Regions from separate parts of the Homo sapiens genome. Here region 2 is linked to region 1. Evidence: chromatin loops called from intact Hi-C (ENCODE). Cell type or tissue: chondrocyte. All regions are shown on one strand. Links, peaks and the distances in the headings refer to the core of each region. The heading gives the core; the rest is flanking DNA.

What was found. Hi-C counts contacts between places; a loop is a spot of excess contacts. Peaks named below come from ENCODE experiments on the same cell type or tissue, not always from the same donor. Only the 100,000 strongest peaks of a DNase experiment are listed, where the experiment ranks them.
Region 2: a loop joins it to region 1, with 2.7 times the contacts of the local background. A loop is called at or near these places in 13 of 110 quality-filtered maps.

What each region holds. Positions count from the first base shown.
Region 1 is chr17:6,661,935-6,670,926 of GRCh38, reverse strand. No RefSeq gene overlaps it. Among named protein-coding and RNA genes, the nearest start is that of MIR4520-1, 11 kb to the right of the region's middle. RefSeq lists a silencer at 582-736. In chondrocyte, for the core only: CTCF peaks have their summits at 4,536 and 4,740 (motif pointing left); no DNase peak of the experiment used is centred there.
Region 2 is chr17:6,793,955-6,802,772 of GRCh38, reverse strand. It overlaps TEKT1 (tektin 1), which reads left to right. Exons shown (of 8, transcript NM_053285.2): 7 at 1,830-2,026; 8 at 2,539-4,780. The coding sequence ends at 2,746. Among named protein-coding and RNA genes, the nearest start is that of FBXO39, 22 kb to the right of the region's middle. RefSeq lists a cis regulatory region at 6,525-6,542 and an enhancer at 6,461-6,605. In chondrocyte, for the core only: a CTCF peak has its summit at 2,162; no DNase peak of the experiment used is centred there.

The DNA of each region.
Region 1 (8,992 bases), core at 2,027-7,026:
TTTCACACCTATGAAATTAGCAAACATTAACAAAATTATAATGTCTCATGCTGTTGAAGCTGTGCTGAAACCAGCTTACACACACTGCCAGTGGCAGTGTAAATTAACACCACCTTTTTAGGGGAGAAATTGGGCAATACGCTTCCAGAGCTATAAAAATGTTCATACCTTTTAATGTGGTAATTCTGCTCCTGGGAATGTGTTGTAAGGAAGTCATTCAACAGAACCATGAAAGACGTGTATCTAAAGACCATGAGGGCAGTGCTCTCCGCTATATCCCGGGGGCTCTAGTATGGCCGCCATGAATATTTTTTAAAATAGGGAATATTAAGACTATAGGCTGGGCGCGGTGGCTTGAGCCTGTAATCCTGGCACTTTGGGAGGCCGAGGTGGGTGGATCACCTGAAGTCAAGGGTTCGAGACCAACCTGGCCAACATGGCAAAACCCCGTCTCTACTAAAAATACAAAAATTAGCCAGATGTGGTGGCAGGCACCTGTAATCCCAGCTACTCAGGAGGCTGAGGCAGGAGAATTGCTTGAACCCGGGAGGTGGAGGTTGCAGTGAGCTGAGATTGCGTCACTGCACTCCAGCCTGGGTGACAAAGACTCTGTCTCAAAAAAAAAAAAAAAAAAAAAGACTATATAGTATAACATTTAAGGGTTCTTAGAATATGTGAAAATGAGCAGAAAATAAAACCATCTGTACATTAAAATTAATAATTCCATAAAACAGCTGCCTGAAAGCTCAGGGCAGCCCCACCCTTGCTGGTGGAGGGTGAATGGTTCTTGATTCCCGGCTGGCCATACAGACACTCCTGTCTTCCCACTGAGGGGCCTGCCCTGCCGCTCCCTGTCTGGAAGCCTAATCTGCAGACCTCAGACCGGTGGGGAGACAGGCTCAGCAAAGCCTGCCCACCTGGCCAGCTCATGGGAGTGGCCCTGGGGAGTCTGAATGGTGCTCACTGAGTCACATCCGCTGAGGTGTGTCTCTGATGTCACACCTACAGAGGCCAAACCAGAAAGGAAAAGAAAGAGATGGTGGGGTTGGGTCTTGGTTTAAGAAAGGGATGCAGTGATTCTGCAAGTTCTGAAGTGTCTTGCTTGTTGCAAGCACAGCGGTCTGTTTAAGCCAGCTGACGTCTGGATGCCCAGCTGGTGCATCACCAGCTGAAGACAATTTAGAATAGATGGAAGGCAAAGGAAGAAGGGATCCTGGGGTCACCCCTCCTGGACTGCTCCGACAGTAGGCACGATCTCATTCTAAACTTGATCATCCAGTTCTGCATGTTTCCCACCACTATTACCCATCACAGAAGCTGGCACTGAACGGGAACTCAGTGAATTGTGGGTGGATGAAAAGGTGAGAATTTGACATATTCTAAGACCACGTAGTATAATGACCATGTAGTATGAATGAGCACATGTCACCAGACAATTCCAGCTCTATCCAAAGCCTCTCTAGCTTTTCAAAGGTGCCCTTCATCATGTTCTGGGGATGCTATGCCCCTTGTGCCTGCCCTGCTAACTGCCAAGGGGATGCCCTTCCTTACAGAGGCCAAGAACATTCAGTGACCGTGCCCAGGTCCAGACAAGCCCAACCTTGTTCATTCGCTCCACGCATAGCTACAGAACACAAAGAGGCTTTGTGACAGGCCTGCCCTTGATGTGCTTTCAATCTCACGGGAGAGACAGGAGGAAACAACAAAGAATCATTCACGGAGTGACCACATGGATGCTGTAAAAACAGGCAGCAGCGGTGGGGAGCGAGAACACCCAGGAAGTGGGCTCAGAGTCAAGGACTAGGCAAGTCTCCTTGGGGAGGTGGAAATGGAGCAGGAATTTGAGGACAAACAGGAGTTTATCTGACAGAAGGAGCAACCGAGGTCAGGGGCACGTGTGAGTTTGCTTCAGCCTTCCCCAGCTTCTCATCAGTGAACCACAGGCAAGAAATTCATCCCGACCATTCCTTCATTCCTTCATTTATTCCTTCCACCAACACTTACTGCATGCTGGCTCTGTGCCAGACGCTGTTCTAGGTTTGGGGATATAGGAGTAAACAAGTCAAAGTCCTTGCTCTCCCGTGGGGAACATAGATCATAAACAATTAAGCAATGAATAAATAATATCAAGTCCCATTTTAGTAGGCGCTATAGAGAAATAGAAAAGGTTGACCAGGCGTGGTGGCTCATACCTGTAATCCCAGCACTTTGGGAGGCCAAGGTGGGCGGATCACGAGGTCAGAAGTTCGAGACCAGTCTGGCCAATATGGTGAAACCCTGTCTCTACTAAAAATACAAAAAATTAGCCTGATATGGTGGTGTGCACCTGTAATCCCAGCTACTCAGGAGGCTGAGGCAGGAGAATCGCATGAATCCGGGAGGCGGAGGTTGCAGCGAGCGAGATCACGCCATTGCACGCCAGCCCAAGCAACTGTGCGAGACTCCATCTCAAAACAACAACAACAACAAAAATGAAACTAATTAATCCAGAACAAGATTCCCAGCCTGTGAGAGGTTGGTGCTCAGGACGGAGGCCTGGGCGAGAGAGACATCCGCAGTCAGGCAGCGGTTGCCATGTGAGCGCCGGGGCAGTGTGCAAAGTGAGAAGCTAAGGCGGAGGAAAGAATTCTGGGGACCACTGACATTTGCCGGGTGTGGGGGGAGGGGGAGAGAGAGTTCAGGCTTACGGAGAACAACAGAGGAAAAAGTTTTGATGAGGAGGGAATTGTCCCCAGAGCCAAATGCTACGGAAAGGTCAGAGAAATTGGGGGTCGAGAAGAAGCCATTGGATTGGGAAGGGGAAACAGCACGAAGTTACATTGGGAAGGACAGATTTGGTGAGGTTGCAGTGCAAGGGCAGGGAAAAACGATCAGGACGGGGACGTGTGAGCAGCGAGGGTAGAGAGCTCTTTGAAGAGCCTGGGAAATAAAATGAATAATGGCTTAGGGTGTGCAGGGGTGGGCAAGAGGCAGAGAAATGGGAGTCCAGTTAGGGCAGGGGGAGATGAGACATTTTTGTTGACCTAGGCAAGGGACCAGGAGGAGAGGGAAAAGCTAAAGACTTCAAGGAGGAAGATGTAACCCAGGGACTTCCCACTGCTTCCTTCCCACCCCCTCAAACTCGGGCTACCTGGGACCCCCCAGGCTTCCTGTCTGACGCCAAGCTAAATGCCCTCTGTGGCACCTTCCCCCACAGTGGTTGCCCAGCGTTTGTCTGCTCTTGCTTTAGAAGACAGAGTGCTCACCGCCACAGGGCTGGCTCAACTGTGAGAAATGTTTTCCCTGGAGATCTGACACAGACGTGGCACAGTGTTGGGGTTTCAATGGGGCTTCCTATGTTTGTCTGTAGAATAAAGTTTTTTTTTTTTTTTAAGACGAAGTCTCACTCTGTTGCCCAGGCTGGAGTGCAGTGGTGCGATCTCGGCTCACTGCAACCTCCGTCCCCTGGGTTCAAGCGATTCTCCTGCCTCAGCCTCCCAAGCAGCTGGGATTACAGGCAGCTGCCACTGTACCCGGCTAATTTTTGTATTTTTAGTAGACACGGGGTTTCACCATCTTGTCCAGGCTGGTCTTGAACTCCTGACCTCGTGATTCACCCATCTTGGCCTCCCAAATTGCTGGGATTACAGGCGTGAGCCACCACGCCCGGCCAGATTTTATAATACATTTTTTAAAGTCTTTCTTTTTTTTTTTTCTGAGCCCAAATCCTCCTAGCTTTTCACCGTTTGATTCTAGTTCTGCTCTTGAGGCTGCCTCTGACAAAGACAGCCCTTCAGATAGCAGAATGAAGTGGTGTCTACCCATTCTTCCCATCTTAGGCTTGAATATCCCCTGCTCTTCTGATGGCCTCCAGGGTTTCTCCCGACCACATCACACCCTCAGTATCCTTAGGAGTAGATACAGTAGGTAGAAGACTAGGCATTTATTCCTCTTGTACCAACAGCGGCTGCTGGTTGAGAGCATAAGCTCCGGAGCCAGCTAGCCTGGGTTTGGATCCTGGCTCTGCTTCTTCCTAGCCAGGAATGCTGGGTAAGTCACCTAAGCTTCTCAATCCTCAGTGTCCTGACCTACTTCACCTAGGTGTGAGGAGTGCATGAGTTAGTACATGTAGAGTGCTGCAAACAGTGCCTGGGGGAGACTGAGAGCTCAGTGTGTGTTCTCTGCTCTACGATATTAAAGTGCCAGGCCAGGTGCAGTGACTCACATCTGTAATCCCTTTGCACTTTGGGAGGCTGAGGCAGGAGAATCATCTGAGGTCAGGAGTTGGAGACAACATGGCGAAACCCTGTCTCTCCTAAAAATACAAAAATTAGCCGGGCGTGGTGGCTCGCACCTGTAGTCCCAGCTACTCGAGGAGGCTGAGGCAGGAGAATCGCTTGAATCTGGGAGGTGGAAGTTTCAGTGAGCTGAGGTCGCACCATTGCACTCCAGCCTGGGTGACGGAACAAAGATGGTTTTACAGGACCTTGGTTTAAAAGTAACTAGACACCTGGAAGTACTCCCAGGGAGGTGAAAAATATCCAAAGACAAGGATCCAGCCTGTGGATGGAGACTGGAAAGTGGCTGCAGTTATATCACACAGAGAGTGCTGCGATGCCTAGGAGGACCAGGTACGTGTGCCCTGTCTCTTTCAGAAGCTTCAGGCCTGGCTTCAGGCTTCTGTCCTGCTTGGCATTCGCCTGTGGTTTCCAACTCCTCCGAAGTCCAGCCTTTGCTGCTGTGCGGGGATTGTCTGCCCTCTACTGTCCATCGTCTGTCATGGCACACATTTAACAGATGGCCAGGAACTCAAGAGGGGGCACTAATTGGGAGAAAACTTAGAGACGCACTTTTCTCCAACTCTTTTGACCATGACTCCCAGAAATATATTTTACACTGCGATTCCAAACAAAAAAGTTTCACGAAATAATGTTTACCAGCCAGGCACCGTGGCTCACGCCTGTAATCCCAACACTTTGGGGCAGGGGCGGTGGCTTATGCCTGTAATCCCAGCACTTTGGGAGGCAGAGGCAGGCGGATCACCCGAGGTCAGGAGTTTGAGACCAGCCTGGCCAACACTGTGAAAACCCGTTTCTACTAAAAATACCAAAACAAAAAGAAAAATTAGCTGGGTGTAATGGTGCGTGCCTGTAATCCCAGCTACTCAGGAGGCTGAGGCAAGAGAATCTCTTGAACCCAGGAGTAGGAGGTTGCAGTGAGCCGAGATGGTGCCATTGCACTCCAGCCTCGGTGACAAAGCAAGACTCCATCTCAAAAAAAATAAAATTAAAAGAAAGAAATGTATTGTCTCAGGCCACTCCGGGCCAAATACTGTGCTGAATCTATCAGTCTTAGGACTTTTAGAGAGAAGGCTCCACACTATCATCTCCTTGGAGCCTGGATATCAGTGTATAGACACCTTGAAAGAGCCATTTTGAGACCTTCCTAGACCATACACATTCTTATTTTTGGAGATCCTGATCCATATCATATGATACATACTAAAATTTATGCACATTGGGACTTACTGTTTTAGTCCATTTTGCATTGCTATAAAGGAACATACAAGGCTGGGTTATTTGTAAAGAAAACAGATTTATCTGGTTCACAATTCTACAGGCTGTACAAGAAGCATGGTACCAGCCTCTGCTTCTGGCGAGGGCTTCAGGGGACTTCTACTCATGATGGAAGGTGAAGGAGAGCAGGCATCACAGGGAGAGAGCAAAAGAGCAAGAGAGAGGGGAGCTGCCAGACTGTTTTTAGCAGCGATATCCCCCGCTGGAACCAGGAGTGAGAACTCAATTCTGCAGGAATGGCACTAAGCCATTCATGAGGGATCCGCCCCCATGGTCCAAATACCTCCCACTAGGTCCCATCTCGAACACCAGGGATCAAATTTCAACAGGAGATTGAAGGAACAAGTATCCAAACTATATCACTTATTAATTTCAATTTTGTTTTCTTTTTGTATTTTGAAGGCAACGAGTTTTTTGGGCCTCAGCCATTTTTGTAGGCCCTTGAACAATTCACAGGCCTTAGGACTATACCCTATCATGACTAATGGGTGAAGTAGCCTTGGTAAAAAAAAATCTGATCAATGAATATACACTAAGGAGAAATTTAATTACTTAGCCCTTATCTCCTGGTCTTTTTTTTTTTTTTTTTTTGAGATGGAGTCTTGCTCTGTCACCAGCCTGGAGTGCAGTGGTGCGATCTTGGCCTACTGCAACCTCTGCCTCCCGGGTTCAAGTGATTCTCCTGCCTCAGCCTCCCAAGTAGCTGGTACTACAGGCATGTGCCACCACGCCCAGCTAATTTTTGTATTTTTAGGAGAGACGGGGTTTCACCATGTTGGCCAGGATGGTCTCCATCTCTTGACCTTGTGATCCACCTGCCTCGGCCTCCCAAAGTGCTGGGATTACAGGCATAACCCACCATGTCCAGCCTCTCCTGGTCTTTTTAAAGGGAAATGTGGACAGGCCATTAACACTAAATACATGAGTTCCTACTGGTGAAATCTTTGCTACTCTGGTAGACTGGTGGGGGCAGTACAACTGCAGGTGGACCAAATGCCATGCGACTGGCAAGGTGTTCTCACTCCGAGCCTCAGTTTCCTCAAAGTAAAACAATGGGATTACATTAGCTTGATGATGTTCAAAGATCATTAGCATTGGGACCCTTTTGCAAATGAAATCTTATATGGCAAAAAGCAGACGTGGGATGGATAGACTTCTGAGTTTAACAGCTATGCAGGATGTCTGTGAAGACATCCAGGAGAACCTCCCCTAGGTGCCTGCAGAGATAGAGAGGTTTACTACAGGCAAGGACAGGTTTAGGGACCCCAGGAATTCCTGAGGCCTTGATTGGATCTCAGCTCTTAAGAACAGCAGTGTTTTTCAAACCTCATTGACAGTGACACAGTCAAAAATAAAGTTTGCTTCAAGATATGGTACATATGTAGTGAAATACAAGTTTTCATAAAATATATACACTGTAAAATAAAAGATTGTCCCACACGCTGGCTGGGACAAGGATGTTTTGGGAATATAAGCCACAAAACTCTTCTTGGAAATCAATTGTATGCCTGATTAAATGCTTAAGCCACTTTCTGATGAATTTTAATGAGATTATGACCTCTTGTTAGAAACCAGTTACCTATGTACACAGCTAATATCAACCCTGGAGGGAAGGAATCCAAGGGCCTTTAACTGTCTTTTAATAAATCTAATAATCCTTAACTAGAACTTTTCTTTCTTTTTCTTGTATCCAGTCTAACAATGATTATCTAGTCATTCTCTTTTCCTGTAAAGTGTCCTTACCTATAGACACTTGTTGAATTGACTTAGCAAAAGCCTCATTTCTTGCCGCAACATTGTAATAAAAACTTTGACACTGGGTCATAACTAAATTGTCCAAACCTGGCCAGGCGCGGTGGCTCATGCCTGTAATCCTAGCACTTTGGGAGGCCGAGGAGGGCGGATCACCTGAGGTCGGGAGTTCAAGACCAGCCTGGCCAACATGGTGAAACCCTGTCTCTACTAAAAATATAAAAATTAGCCGGGCGTGTTGGGCACCTGTAATCTCAGCTACTCGGGAGGCTGAGGCAAGAGAATCGCTTGAACCCGGGAGGCAGACGCTGGGCACCGTACTCCAGCCTGGGTGATAGACCGACTCTCTGTCTCAAAAATAAATAAATAAATAATAAAATAAATTGTCCAAACCCACCTCCTTTCTTACCCTTTCCTCTTTCCTTCCTTCCTTCCTATTAAACAGTGTGATGTATTCTGATATTGCTCTACTGATATGTTTTATTCTACTCTATTTCATTTTTTAAAATGCTGACTGGGACCCCCTAAATTGATTTCGCCAGTCTTTAATGTTTTGACTGCAGTTTAAAAACCACTGGGATAGCAATCCTGGTGGACCACTTTATTAAGACAGAAACACATTGTTGCCATTATAAAATAAAATCAGAGATGGAAACCAGGAAAGATAAAGGCACATGGTGAAAGCTGAGAAACTGTCTTCTGAAATTAAAAAAAAAATTAAAGGATGGGGGCAAGCCAAAAACTTTGAGAATATGGTTGCAATGCAAATAAGTGAGAATTTGTCTTCAGAATATTTAAAGGACTCAAGTAAGAAAAAGACGTGAAAGAAGCAAAACGAGCAAAGATATGAATAGAGAAGTCACAGAAAAAGAAACCCACAGGGGTAATAAGCGTATGAAAGGATGCTCTACCCTACCAGTAGACAGGAAAGAACAGAACCTGGAATTATTAAAACTTCAGAAACTTGGAGGAGGGACCCTGGAGATCTGAAACTCAGACTTTTGATAAGGGGTGCCAGTTGGCTGGTGCTGGTATTCTGAGCAGGGATGCAATAAAGCAGCTTTTTCAAACATTAGAAAGTTGCAACGTGGATTCAGCTGCCACTAAGGGAAGGAACATCTGCTACCAGGGTGAATTAGTTACTGGTGTGAGCTCGACATGGAGCCAGGTAAGAAGGCAGGAATATGGTTTGCAGAGACCTAGCCTTAGACAGGAAGCTGACTTTAGAAGGTAGAGGGTTGGAGCCAAGGGCGAAGCCTAACTCCCACAGTCAGTTCTATTGGTTAATCAGCATTTATATTTAAACTTCCATACTCAAAAGAAAAAATGGGCCAGGCGTGGTGGCTCACACCTGTAATCCCAGCACTTTGGGAGGCTGAGGCAGGCAGATTACCTGAGGTCAGGAGTTCAAGACATGGTAGCACACGCCTGTAATCCCAACTACTTGGGAGGCTGAGGTAGGACAATTGCTTGAGCCTGGGAGACAGAGGTTGCAGTGAGCCAAGGTTGTGCCACTGCACTCCAGCCTGGCTGACAGAGTGAGACTGTCTCAAAAATAAAATAAAATAAAATAAAATAAAATAAAATAAAATAAAATAAAATAAAATAAAATAAAATATTCTTTTCTATCTAACACAATGCAACTATTCTTCATAGAAATAAAGATGCTATTAGTCTCTCCTTGA
Region 2 (8,818 bases), core at 1-5,000, 130 kb before region 1:
CATCATTCTCAGCAAACTATCGCAAAGACAAAAAACCAAACACCGCATGTTCTCACTCATAGGTGGGAACTGAACAATGAGAACACATGGACACAGGAAGGGGAACATCACACACCAGGGCCTGTTGTGGGGTTGGGGGAGGGGGGAGGGATAGCATTAGGAGATATAACTAATGCTAAATGATGAGTTAATGGGTGCAGCACACCAACATGGCACATGTATACATATGTAACAAACCTGCACGTTGTGCACATGTACCCTAAAACTTAAAGTATAATAAAAAAATAAAAAAATAAAATTCACCTTAAAAAAATAAATAAATAAAATTCCAGGCCAAAAAAAAAAGATAATTCAAATATTTTAAAAAGTTATGTATCAAATTTATAAATGCTGCTTTAAATAAATATTCAAAGGACTTTAAGTAAGTTTGAAGTAGGAGCAATTATTAGTCGAAAGCAGCTTAAAGTAATTGCTAATATCTGCTAAATTTAAAAATAGTATATCTGTGAACCGGACTTATGAAAACCTTAAGAAGTGTTTAAATAGAAGCTTAAGAAAGCCAAGTGCAATTTCTGGACCTCATTGGGATGTAATTTGGACAAACCAACTCTACCAAAATATATGGAACAATTGGTGAAATGTGATCACTAAATATTATTATAATGTTAAAGAATAAGTCTTTTGTCTCTTTTTTGGTGTGATAAAGGTATTGTGGTTTTGTCAAAAGAAAATAAAGAATCCTATGCTTAGAAATACACACTCAAATATTTAAGTGAAATATTTAACTAAAAGGACATAATATCTGGGATTAGTTTTAAAATAACTAAGCTGATGGACAGGAGTATAGATGAAGCAAGACTGGCCACATACTGCTCATTGCTGAAACTGCTGATGACTATGCGAGGTTCCTTAGTCTATCTACTTTTGTGTATATTGCAAAAGTAGATGTACAAGTTTTAAAAAAAATGCTTAATGAAGAAATATATTTTAAACCAGTTAAATATTAATTTTGTTAAAACCAAGTAACTTAAAAGTAGTCTTTTTCTTTTCTTTTCTTTTTTTTCTGAGGCGGAGTCTCACTCTGTCCCCCAAGCTGGAGTGCAGTGGCACGATCTTGGCTCACTGCAACCTCCGCCTCCTGGGTTCAAGCAATTCTCCTGCCTCAGCCTCCTGAGTATCTGGGATTACAGGTGTGTGCCACAACACCCGGCTAATTTTTGTATTTTTAGTAGAGTTGGGGGTTTCACCGTGTTGGCAGGCTGGTCTCGAACTCCTAACCTCGTGATCTTCCCTCCTCAGCCTCCCAAAGTGCTGTGATTACAGCTGTGAGCCACCACATCTGGCCTAAAAGTAGTCTTTTTCTGTGCATAAAGTCACTCACAAAAATAACAACCAAACTCAGACCCAACTGCTCCTTCTTTCCTCAGGCTTCCAGAGGACAGAGCTGGTGCTAGCAGGATAGGAGTGGTGAGGAAATAGGCAGCTTTCTGCTCATGATACAAAGGTACCCTGTACCAAGGTGAGCAGGCAGCTTTGAGCAGTAGTGAGATCCCCACTCTGGCCAGGCCTTTGCTGAGGGCATCTCCTGTGGGTAGATGAGGTGACAATGGCCCGTCCTGTCCCTTGAGTCCATAAGGTTTTAAGTCTTATGTGACCTTGCCCACCAGCAATCACTGCTTTAGGGAAGAGAGATCAGACTCTGGCATGCTGCTTAAGAAGAAATCTGAGGTTCCCTCTTCCTAACTTACATGATCACAACCCATCTGCTGTCAGCTGTTGAGTTTTGAGGAGCACAGCTTGGCCTCACCTACTCTAATCCTTTTTGTAAGGTCATGGAAGAGATTGCTTCCCAGGAGAAAAATATTACAGCTCTTGAAAAGGCCATCCTTGACCAAGAAGGGCCAGCCAAGGTGGCTCATACGCGCTTGGAGACCAGGACACACCGGCCGAACGTGGAGCTGTGTCGTGATGTCGCACAATATAGGCTAATGAAGGAGGTTCAAGAGATCACCCACAATGTCGCAAGGTAGGCTAGCAGCCAGTGGGCAGAGGGCCTTCGGGTCTCAATCCCAACCTGGATATCAAGCAGAGGCTAGATAGTGACCAGCAGCGTGAATGAAGCCAGCCTGCTCTGGAATGCTTGAGGAATGCCCCCTAGAGGGAAGTCTCCACCACCTCCCGCCAAAATTGTTGCCTTGGAGAAAATGGATCCCAATATTGAGTGATTCTAAAGAAGCCCAAATCCAGATGTTTAGGTCAAATCTGCAGTTTTAAACATCAGCATTTCATAAGGTGTCTACGTCATGAATCTGGCCTGTGGCCGCCAAATTGAAATCTCTGTCTTTTTCTTTTTTTCATGGCCTTTTCAGTATGCATTTTATTCTAAAATTAGTGAGATCTCTGTCTTCATGAGGAGAGAGGAAGGGGAAGAGCACATATCAATTTGGCTCCTGCACTGAACACTGGGGAACATTCTTTCCCTTGAAAAAGCAATGCATAGAGAGAAATTATTCTCTTCTCTTCTTCCCTTTCTCCTAGATTGAAGGAAACTTTAGCCCAAGCTCAGGCAGAGCTGAAAGGGCTGCATCGCAGACAGCTTGCCCTGCAGGAGGAGATCCAGGTCAAAGAGAACACCATTTATATCGACGAAGTGCTGTGTATGCAGATGAGGAAATCCATCCCACTTCGGGATGGGGAAGACCATGGGGTCTGGGCTGGGGGCCTCCGCCCTGATGCTGTCTGCTAATAGTAGGGCTAGTTCCAATTCTCATTAAACCACATTGTAAACAGTAGTTACAGTAGTACAGAGCTCTCATTTCAGGCTGGCGGGGCCTCTAGCCAGCCTGCTGCAACCTCTTGGCTGGCATTCCAAGCCTGCTCAGGGGGCTGATTTTGGGGCGAGTTTCTTCTCTTATGCTGGTGTGGTGTTTGCCTAACAATTCAACTCCATATTTTAGCACAGGCCACTCTTACAATATCACAGGACTTGGGGCCCCAGGACAGGGTTTCAAGACATTTCAGTTCAGATTCAATTCAATAAAGTAGTTGGGCTGGATCACCTGTGTAGACCATGCCCCTCTTGCTCATGAGATGGGATGCTAACCTTTCTCTTGGCTCTCAAAATTTCTTTTCTCTAGAAAATAATGTGTTTTTTTTCTCTTAAATACTCAAATAACATAAAGAAAAAGAACAAAATTCCATTCATTCAAGTCAATGGGTTCAAGTCAATGGTTAAGACTGTAGGTTCCGGAGTCTGCCATCTGAGTATAGGACCTCCAATAGTCCCCACTCACAGGGCTATAGGGGCGTTGAATGAGATCACCTCCGTAAAGGGCTTCATACTGAGCCTGTATCATGGGGCAGTGAGTGTTTAATGAATGTGAGCCATTGTGAGCAGTCCCACCCTATACCAACATAATTTCTGCACAATTGTACTCATGGCATAAACTCAATTTCAGGATTATTTTTTTCCTTCACTGCTAATTATTGCAAGCCTTTGTTCATGTTGCTAAATTGTCTTTATAATTATTTTAATGGTTACGTACCTCTTTACAAGTTTTCAGCAAGACTGTTTTATATACTTACTGTTTCTTTTCCAAAAAGAGTTCAACTTGTGGGAGGCTGCCTTCCGCTGAGCTGCAGCAGGTCAGAGATCTATGTGGGTGACTGTCAAAGGAAGACATTTGCTGTGGGAAACTGCTCATTTGTTCCTTATTCCGCTAACATTGAAGGAACACTTTCCATGGACGAGGCTTACCATCTCAGCACCCTCCCATGTGTGAAGCTGCTGCTACACTCTGCTAACATTTGGTTCCCCGGTGCTCATGGACAGCTGACGGTGTGGGGCTCAGGAGACCTAGCTTCTAGTTGCAACACTGCCAGGAAAGTTTCTCTCCTTCTTTAGGACCACCTGTAAAGTAAGGAAAGGACTATATCGTCTGGAACTCTTCCTGTCCTTGCTGTTCCCTGAATCTGGCTGTCTAGCTGCACATACGGTGTCATAGGGCACAATGATAATGCAGAGTGTGGGCCTAATTCCTGGGAGCTTTGCAATCTAGGTGCTCCTTGGTCCAGAGACTCTTTGCCATCAGAAAGGGATGTTCCCAATCTGGGATGGAGAAACCCCCTTTGAGGCCAAAAGCACTGGCTTAATTCTGTTAATTCTGATCTATGCCACCCCAGTGCTGAACGTCTCCTCTCAGAGTGCTCAGCAAATACACAGCCCTTCCCATGCCTCAATCAAGGAGGGAGGCCCCTCTCTGCTCACTGGGAAGCCTCTGGGTGCTTTTCTGCTCTGGCTCGGAAGAGTCCAAATAAGCCTTCCCAGCTCACTGGGCAGACCTCAGAGTTTCTGCTAACTTAGCAGGGTTTTGAGGTCTGTCCCAGAGGATGTGGCTGGCAGGGTGTGAAGACACTGGGCAAAATCCTTCCTTGTGAATACAGCTCTCAGAGGCAGCCAGCCTCAGTGGTGGATTCAGATCCCAGGCTCTGCAGGGAGATGTGATTCAGATCAGCTGGTGGATCAGCTCCACGCTCTACCTGTGATGTGATCCCCGCCAAGTTACTCAACTTCCCCGAGCTTCAGTTGCCTAATCTGTAAATAAGACTAATAAAGCCTAGATTGGCGAGATAACGTGTGGAAGACTCTCAACACAGTGTCTGGAACATGCTGCTTTTAAGGGAAATGTGATTTTGATTATGGTTGAGGCCATTTCTCAACATGTAGACATAAAATGCGGAAACATCTAAGATTTCAATAAAGCAATGTTTTGTTAGTAAATCTGCTCATGCAATTCCTAGGTCTTATTGGGTATCAATGTGTTTCACAAATGAAATCTGGTCTTAGCCTGTGTTTCATGAAGGACATTTGCAATTAGCCCACGGTTGCAAAAGCCTTTGTAGCTACTGATGAAGGCCACCCTGTTCCGTACCCCTCTGACCCATCCAAGCCAGATATCTTTTTAAGACAAAGTACAATTTTTGTCTTAGATAACACAAAATTTATTTTTAAATACCATCACTTAAATTGGGAGTCATTTAAACTTGAATTTTCTTAACATAGAACCAAAGTTGAACGTGTCTGTAATCCACATAATTAAAAGAAACACAGGAGCAAAGTTTCTGTCTCTTCCGTGGTTCATTTGGCAGTGATGAGTGGGAATTCTCTCGGGTAGCACAGGATTTGGCACACTGGGAAAATCTCCGGAAGGTTGTTTTTCTCCCAGAGTACCCAATCTAGGTACTTCTCTATTCTGTGGATTCTGTTGCCTGCCACTCACCCTAACCCAGAGAGTCCATGTCTTGTCATCTTTGCCCTCCACCACCACTCTAGCATGCTCTGGGGGTGCCAGGCTTGGGAGTGACAAGGTCAGAGCCACCCTCCCAGGGGAGCAGGATCATATTTGGGTAACAGTAATGAGTAATGGCATTAGAACCCACATTTGGTTCCCGTTCAGTCTGGGCTCCATTTAAACGTAGTTTCTCATTCATTCATGCCCAGCCCTGATTCTTTCATGAGTCAATTTTTCTGTGGCTTATGTAGGTATGACACAACCTCAGGCCATCCCAGATAATTGACTGATGGGCAACAATAGTGATGACCTGTCACACTTGGCTGTGATCCACAGTTCATAAAGTGACTTCTTGTATATTTTCTCATCAAATCTTTACAAAAACCTGAAGAGGCTGGTATGATTACTAGCTCCATTTTATAGATGGGATGCTGGCCTTTATGTCAGACACACCAAGGTTCAAATCCTGGCTCACTCTTCCTCTTACTGTGTGACCTAGGGTAAGTTGCTTAGCCTCTCTGTGCCTCTGTTCTGTTATCTCAGAGTCATGAGGCCTACACTGTCCTTGTGATCCACATAGCCCTTTTCTGGTGTAGCACTTTGCCATCCCAGGCTCCGGGATAGAGGAGGCTAGTGAGATTTTTGTGGTTTCCAATAAATATTCTTACAGCCTACTGTTGACAAGTGCAGATACCCAAAGCTACAAAACTAACAAGAAATTAATAGGAACACTGATGCTGGATTCTGAGCTCCCTATCATAAGGAATAAAGTACCTGATCACGAGTCAAGCTGGTATCTCTCTCCCCCGGGCAAAAGAGAGACCTATCCTTGCAGCTGCTTAGACCTGCTGGCTAATCCATTGGTCTCTTGCGCAAACAGTCCTCTACTGGCGGGGGAGAGGAAGGAAAGGGGGAGTGGATGAAAAACACGAGGAATGGAGGGCTCCACCTCAGACACTAGTGTTGCAAAGGACACACACCAGGGCAGGGCTGGTGGCCATACAGTCAACAGTCTCTTGTAGTTAATTTATTTTTACAGGGCATATGTAGTATTGAGGCAAACCAAGTCTGACTTACAGAAAATAGCCCAAGGAAGGAAAATAGGGAGCTGGAAAGAAGAAAGTCTTTCAACTCTGCTTAATTAAGTGAAGAACTGGCTCCCACGATCTCACTTTAAGTCCATTGACTACAATTCTAGCTTCCAAAGGTCACTCTGCTACTGGGATCTAGTTTCTGTGACCACCTGATAAGGATGAGCTAACCTTTAACTGAGACCAGATCTGAAGTAAATTAAGTAAACATTCTTTGTTAATCACTGGCACTTGTGTTTTTCACAATGAGCTAACAGTGTTTAAGATCTGGCTTAAAGGCAACAATCTCCACTCTTGCAAAAGAGGCTCCACATTTTCCAGGCTTTGATGAGAACTTCGACATAAACGTCAAACACAGTTCCTGCATCCGAACCGATTCTGAGGCCTTGTAAAACCTGCCAAAATAATAGTTCCAGATACATCCATAAATCAATGAAAACCATATTTAACAGAAAGAGAATAACCTTATTTAGGAGAATCATCATATACAGTCTACCTAACGCCACTGCTAAAATATTGGAAATGAACTTGGTCCATAAGAAAGGTACTTGGAGGCCTGGTGTGGTGGCTCATGCCTGTAATCCCAGCACTTTGGGAGCCCACGATGGGTGGATCACCAAGGTCAGGAATTCGAGACCAGCCTGGCCAACATGGTGAAACACCATCTCTACTAAAAAAAAAAATACAAAAATTATCCGGGTGTGGTGGTGGGTGCCTGTAATCCCAGCTACTTGGGAGGCTGAGACAGGAGAATCGCTTGAACCCAGGAGGCAGAGGTTTCAGTGAGCTGAGATCATACCACTGCATTCCAGCCTGGGCAACAAAGAGCAAACCTCCATCTCAAAAAAAAAAAAAAAAAAAAAAAAAAGAAAGAAAGAAAGAAAGAAAGGCACTCGGTCACAATCAATTGTTCTATTTGCTGCTACCTGAAGAAGACTAATATGTTTAATTCAGAAGACAATTTTCCAAGTCTTTTTTCCTCTACGTAAAATTTTTCTCAGCTAATTCTCCAAAGTTAGTGGTGCGATTTTTTTATCCCTCCCAGTTGTTAATTTTATAATTGGAGAACCCCTTATATCACTGGTCCTTCTTGTGTGAAGATCTGGCACACGGAGTCAGCTGGGCTTTAAACTTGGGGGCTTCCACACCCTGGGAAAATGCCAACATCAGTCACTGTCTCAAACACCACCAGAAAATACTCCTGAGAGATCATCAGTTGAAAAAATGAATCTTAGAAAAAGTTTTAAATCCCACATGCAATTTCTCAGGCAAGTAAACAGTTCATTCTTGCGTGGTGGCATTAACGGTGTCAATGTTAAATGAAAGCCAGTTAGAAACCGTAGGGTGTTATGGAACAATTAGGTACCTTAATCCACTGAAACAAATGAGGAAAGTATAAACAGTCAAGTTTCTAGCTTATTGGTTCCTAAGATTCCTAATAGCCAGTGGGAGTGGAGAGGAAAGATTCCTCAGAGTGGACCCAGATCCTAGACTTATACTCCTAAGAGCATGAAAAGTAAATCTGCATCCTCGTTCTCACCAAGTCAATGGCAAGTGGCCACTGGTCCAAATACCACAGCAATGGCTTGATTCATTCTTTTCCCTGGATCATCCCCTGAAAACAGATTAATGTTCAAAATTACAGAACAGCTTAGACATTTAGGTGTGATGTTAGCATTTGGTCACATATTTGCTTGGGCTGTTTCTGCCATAGGTAATCAACCCAATGGTATTAGAACCCCACTTTGGTTCCCGTGCAGTCTGGGCTCCATTTAAATGTAGTTTCTCGTTCATTCATGCCCAGCCCTGATTCTTTCATGAGTCTATTTTTCTGTGGCTTATGTAGGTATGACACAACCTCAGGCTATCCCAGATAATTGACTGATGGGCGACAATAGTGATGACGTGTCACACTCAGCTGTGATCCACAGTTCATAAAGTGACTTCTCGTATATTTTCTCATCAAATCTTTACAAAAACCTGAAGAGGCTGGTATGATTACTAGCCCCATTTTATAGATGGGATGCTGGCCTTTATGTCAGATACACGAGGGTTCAAATCCTGGCTCACTCTTCCTCTTACTGTGTGACCTAAGGTAAGTTGCTTAGCCTCTCTGTGCCTCTGTTCTGTTATCTCAGAGTCATGAGGCCTACACTGTCCTTGTGATCCACATAGCCCTTTTCTGGTGTAGCACTTTGCCATCCCAGGCCCTGGGATAGAGGAGGCTAGTGAGATTCTTGGGGTTTCCAATTGACCAATGCATGTCAGGGAAATTTCTTCCTCTTAGCAAGTGTAGATACATCCCAAGGGCACCTTTCTAGGCAGGGGTTTCTACGTATCAGATCAGCAGGTAACTGCCTAATTTAAGACTGAAGTTTTTGAAAGATCATTGTCAAGTTCCAAATCACCATTTCCTAGAAAGGCTGAGTCAGCGTC